Linked DNA regions of Homo sapiens: region 2 is linked to region 1. A link is a loop called in an ENCODE intact Hi-C map of the cell type or tissue named here. Cell type or tissue: heart right ventricle. All regions are shown on one strand. Each heading gives the region's core, and the rest is flanking DNA. Links, peaks and the distances in the headings are about the cores only. Region 1 overlaps LOC105378305 (a long non-coding RNA gene). Region 2 overlaps LOC105378305 (a long non-coding RNA gene).

Region 1 (2,930 bases), core at 93-2,592:
AGATAATATATGAGCAGGGCCTAGCACTATGCTTGCTTGTAATAGTTATTCAATAAATGCTAGATGGATTAGAGGATCGTTTATTGAGGAGATATTTATTGCCAAAGTCAAACAAATAGGCAAATAGACAAACAATTTATATTATAGCTCAGAAGGTGGGTCTTCCCCAACACAAGGCAATGTAAGAAGCACCTACACTGTGTGAAGAACTAGATAGACCACAGGTGGCCTTCTCAATCATGATAGAGAACAAAGAAATGACTCTCTCCAGAAAGAAGACAATCTGCAATAAAATCTTAAATAGTCCCAATAACATTACAAGCAATTTGGACTTCTCTGTATGTCCAAATGCTCCTCTATATGTCCATGCTTTCATGATGTCTCTGAATATTTATCTTCCCTCTGGAGAAAAGACAACTCCAAATGACTTTATGCTGAGCTTGAAGCATCTGTGGTCAAATGGTGAACTGGCATCATTATTTCCATTTTACAGATAAACTTAAGAGAGTACTGAGAGATAAACCGAGAGTGTTGAAAGTTCAAGGGCCCTGCCACTATCTTACAGGAGCAAAACTAAAGAGAGAGTACCAAGAGATAAACTGAGAGGGTGCTGAGGGTCCAAGTGCCCTGCCAGTATTTCCCAGAAGTGAGGCTGGAAATGAAACGAAGTCTACACTGCTTTCTGCTAGGATGTGCTAGGTAAATGCTCTCCCTAACCTTAAATAGCATTTGTCTCTGTTATTAGCAGCTATTAGTGAAGACACTAACCTTAACCACATTTCCCTTGTCATTGTATTTGTTCATTTACCAAGAAATGATGTGATGGTATTATTATTATTATTATTATTATTATTATTATTATTATATTTTTTCTTTGCAACAAAGTTTTGCTCTTGTTGCCCAGGATGGAGTGCAATGGCGTGATCTCGGCTCACTGCAACTTCTGCCTCCTAGGTTCAAGTGATTCTCCTGCCTCAGCTTCCCAAGTAGCTGGGATTACAGGCACCTGCCACCACACCTGGCTAATTTTTGTATTTTTTTAGTAGAGACGGGATTTCACCATGTTGACCAGGCTGGTCTTGAACTCCAGACCTCAGGTGATCTACCCAAATTGGCCTCCCAAAGTGCTGGGATTACAGGCATAAGCCACCACACCAGCCGATGTGATGTTATTATTTCAGGCTCACATCAACGGTATTAGCACTGGATGTCACTGTTGTTCCATGCAAACAGAACACAAGTGTGCCTCTTCCCTCGTGAATTTCAGAAATGACCCAGTTACTTAGGGAACAGCTCATCATGTACTTTGGCAGAACCACACAGTACTCCCCACCCAGCCTGGCATTGGCATTGCTATTTTCAGATTCTAAATCTAATCTATTCCAAGAGCAAGAGTCCAGGGAAAAGGCCATTAAATGTCTGAGGCACAGAGTCTATACAACATCTGACACTGAAATTACTAGAAAGGTCTATTTGCGAGCAAAAATTTCTGCCCTTGCTATATATTTTATTTTTGAAAAAACCTTAATACTTTAAATGCAAATATGAATCGAATGAATTTCATCATTATCCCATGAAGAGTTCCAGAAGGATTTCTTTGGTGAATGAAACACAAATATTAACTATTGCTTCTTCTCCCACTCACTTCATAATCATGTAACAGCCAGTTATCAAGGCTACAAAAGGTCTGAGTCTGACCTTCTAACCTGCTCTTGGACATAAGCAAGCACAGCAGGCAATGTATTTCAAGGCAATTACAGGCATAACTCGAGTATTTATAGGATACAACATTGTAATAGAACTATCTTTTTGGTATTTCCGAGGTAACACTTAAATCCTGCAACAGTGGTGGCCCATCAGTGGTGGGAAAAGACCAGTTCCTCCTGAGGGTGGAAAATAATCTTGTAGTTCAAGTTAGTGAAGGATGGGCATTTCTTCTTCCATTATATTCAAAGTGGAATGAGTGTGCTGCAGCTTTTTTTTTTTTTTTTTTCATGATTTCCTCATGATAATGTTGCGGTTACTTTAGCAGGGGGTGGAAAACTGATAAGTGTAATTGCTGTAATCACAGGATGTATAGGATGTAAATATTTGCAGGGCAATTAAAAACTATTTGCCTCTTTAGCTTCTTAAAATAAGAGGTACATCTGAGCAGCAAACAAGTGGAGAGTTTAAGAAAACAAGCAGAAAAGATTTTTAAGTGGCAAGAATATGAGATGATTTATCGAGCATTCATTTTGTGGTTTGGTCAGATACGAACGTTGGGGGAAAAGAGCAAAATATTGTGGATCAGGAAAATTGTGTCATCAAATAACTAAAAATAAATCTCAGAAGAACACCCCAGGGTTATAAATGATCACAGTGTGTGGCATTGTCAATTATCCTCTCAAGCTGGCACATTGTTTAGGAGGATGTCTAACTGCCAAGTTGTTATTGTAACAAGCCAACGGGCTTGCCTCATTCATTAAATACATGGAGGATGGTAGTCAAAATAAACCATGCCAGTTGACCACCATCCAAAGTGGCAGTTTTTCTTTGAGAATAAGGTTTTCTTTTTCACTCTTGCCTGATTCATATGTAAATACTTCCTATTTCTCCTAATGTTTCAAGAAACATTTTGATTGTATTTGACTCATATCTGCTAAATTTCTGTACATATTATTATCTTTACTACCAGTAGGGATAGTGAAAAAAGTAAATTCTACATTGTGTTGATGAGAGAGTTTGTATAAGGTAGGAAAGAAGGGGGTTGAACAGCATACAGATACTTCTACAGCCAGGTTAACATTTACACACGCCAATTAAGTTGTACAAAAATAGTAATTTGTTATGTTCTATAATTGACCTTATTTTGCCCTCCATCATGCTGATTAAAAAAAAAAAAATCCCAAACAAACAACCCTAAAACCTGATGAACAGTAACTCTGTCT
Region 2 (2,930 bases), core at 148-2,647, 76 kb before region 1:
ATTGTGGAAGTCAGTGTGGTGATTCCTCAGGGATCTAGAACTAGAAATACCATTTGACCTAGCCATCCCATTACTGGGTGTATACCCAAAGTATTATAAATCATGCTTCTAAAAAGACACATGCACACGCATGTTTATAGCGGCACTATTCACAGTAGCAAAGACTTGGAACCAACCCAAATGTCCAACAATGATAGACTGGATTAAGAAAATGTGGCAAATATACACCATGGAATACTATGCTGCCATAAAAAATGATGAGTTCATGTACTTTGTAGGGACATGGATGAAATTGGAAATCATCATTCTCAGTAAACTATCGCAAGGACAAAAAACCAAACACCGCATGTTCTCACTCATAGGTGGGAATTGAACAATGAGAACACATGGACACAGGAAGGGGAACATCACACTCTGGGGCCTGTTGTGGGGTGGGGGGAGGGGGGAGGGATAGCATTAGGAGATATACCTAATGCTAAATGACGAGTTAATGGGTGCAGCACACCAGCATGGCACATGTATACATATGTAACTAACCTGCACATTGTGCACATGTACCCTAAAACTTAAAGTATAATAAAAAAAATACTCATTGAATGAATGTCTACATTTTAAATGCACTATTTCTTTCAAAATATCCCAAGCTCTCAACACCTACAATAAAATAAAATGACTCTCAAAAATAAAAATAAAATAAAATAAAATTATGCTTGCCATATAAAATTTTTTTTGAGGGAAGTAATTTGTTTTTTAATACAGAGCCTCGTTCTGTTGCCCAGGCTGAAGTGTCGTGTCATGATCATGGCTCCCTGCAGCCTCGACCTCCCAACCTCAAGTGATCCTCCCACCTCAGAGTAGCTGGGACCACAGATGCAAGCCACCACGCCTGGCTAACTTTTTAATTATTTGCAGAGACAGGGTCTCCTTATGTTGCCCAGGTTGAGTAATTATTTTTGAGAGTCTCAGAGAGTGTTTTTAATCAGGTTATAGAATCATAGGAACTGTATTGATTCCACACAAAGGCCTCAGGGGAGAGAAAAATCGGAAGAGAAAAATAAGATGTAAGCACAAAGACCATGTATATTTTATCTCCATAATCCCCATGATACTGGGTTTAAATGAAAAGTTGACTATGCTGTCATACCTTGATTTTAATTTGCCATAACTGATTACTGGAAAAATCGAAAATGCAATTGTCTCCCCATTTGTGGTGATATTTCTTGTCAAGACAGCAGAGGGTGCTCTTCTATTAAGATATTACACTCTAAGCGATCTATGTAAGATGTTCACTGGGCAGCAAGAAACGTGTTTTAATAAAATTACCATATTTACGATTTTATTCAATTTGTTGGTTTTCCAAGGAGGTCATTTCCTGAATGTAAGTATTATTAGTTGTATTCCTGTTTATTCAATCATCTTTGAAAACATAATGAAAGCTACAGACCTTCCAAGAAAATCTCTTCGCATACACATAGCAAATTGGTAAAGACTGTAAGGAGAAACGTAAAAAGTCAACTGAAATCTTACTAAAATATGCCAAATGATTTTGCGGAGCCAGTTGAAACAGTTTTTCTTTTGGAAAGTTTGAAACATAAAAAGTAGAGAAAAATAACATGATGAGCTCAATAATCCCTGTCACTTCTCCAATATTTTCTCTCCCCTGTCCCCCAATATACACTGGATGATTTTGAACCCAGTTCTAACCATCATATTCAATCCTGCCATAAATTGTGTGTGTATCTCAAAACGATAAGAATACTTTCAAATATCAAGTTATCACTTTCTCATAATTTTTCACGCTTAGTTCAATGAATCTAGGAAAAAAATGTACACACATTACACTTGATTATTATGTCTCTAGAGTCACTTTTACTTTATAGAACACTTCTCTTTGTTTTCCTTGCCTTAATTTTACTTCGTTGAGGCTTGCTACTCAAAAGTGTGGTTCATGGACCAGCAGTATCGACAACTACTGAGAGATTGTTACAAATATATAGAATTTCAAGCACCACCCTACATTACTAAATCAGAATCTCTATTTTTACAAGATCCTTGGGCAATTTATGTTCATGTTAAAGTTTGATAAGCATTCCTGTAGTTTCTTACAGTCTGGATTTTTGCAGATTGCAACTCTGTAAAGTCATTTTGCATTTTCCTCTCTTTATTTTCAGTTAACTGTTATCAAGCCTAGAGGATTGATACGGTTCAAGTTTAATTTCCTGGCAGAATTACATCCTAAGTTTTTGTGTACTTTTACTGGGAGGAGAACAGTGTCTAGTTTTATATCTTTTTATGATTGTTATCAGCCATTGATGACTACTGCCTTTGCCTAGTAATTTATTAAGGGTTTTCAAAATAGTGATATGCTAATTCTATCATCCTTTCTTCTTTTATTAACTTAGATAATTGTATGAAGAGAAAAATTTTTCTTACCTACAATTTTATTGTATTTGAGCTAAAATTCATACAGAAAATATAGGATACAATTTTAACTTCCATACCTTTTTTTAACCAGTTTGATTGGGTTCTCAAAGTATGTTACAAAGTTTCCTTAAAGACTTCATTTGTTTGCTTTTGAGGTGTAATTATGAACTCATGGGATTTTAAAAATACTTGATAGTTTTAATTTATCACAGTTGTTATTCTTGCCAATTCTCAGTTTGTCTCATCTTTCACTATTGGGATGCATTTCATGCTGTCTCCTGATTTCTTTACACATGACCATGACCCCAGTAATCTTTAGTAGCTTTCTGTTATCACAAAATATTCCCAGTTTATCTTGTACATTTCCTCTTCCAGTACTGGATTCAATCATTTTCCAATAACCTTTGTCTTGATTTAGTGGGAAATGGTATGGAAAGACCAGAATCATCTGTGCATTAATGTTATTCATTGCTACTGAATAATCATTGGTCATTGTGTCCAGGATG

What was found. Peaks named below come from ENCODE experiments on the same cell type or tissue, not always from the same donor. Only the 100,000 strongest peaks of a DNase experiment are listed, where the experiment ranks them.
Region 2: a loop joins it to region 1, with 3 times the contacts of the local background. A loop is called at or near these places in 67 of 110 quality-filtered maps.

The regions. Positions count from the first base shown.
Region 1 is chr10:52,652,057-52,654,986 of GRCh38, reverse strand. The region is part of intron 1 of LOC105378305 (a long non-coding RNA gene); the gene reads left to right. Among named protein-coding and RNA genes, the nearest start is that of MBL2, 120 kb to the left of the region's middle. In heart right ventricle, for the core only: a CTCF peak has its summit at 1,207; a DNase peak (open chromatin) is centred at 1,322; H3K27ac peaks cover 1,079 bases.
Region 2 is chr10:52,728,012-52,730,941 of GRCh38, reverse strand. The region is part of intron 1 of LOC105378305 (a long non-coding RNA gene); the gene reads left to right. Among named protein-coding and RNA genes, the nearest start is that of MBL2, 43 kb to the left of the region's middle. In heart right ventricle, for the core only: a CTCF peak has its summit at 1,212 (motif pointing right); no DNase peak of the experiment used is centred there.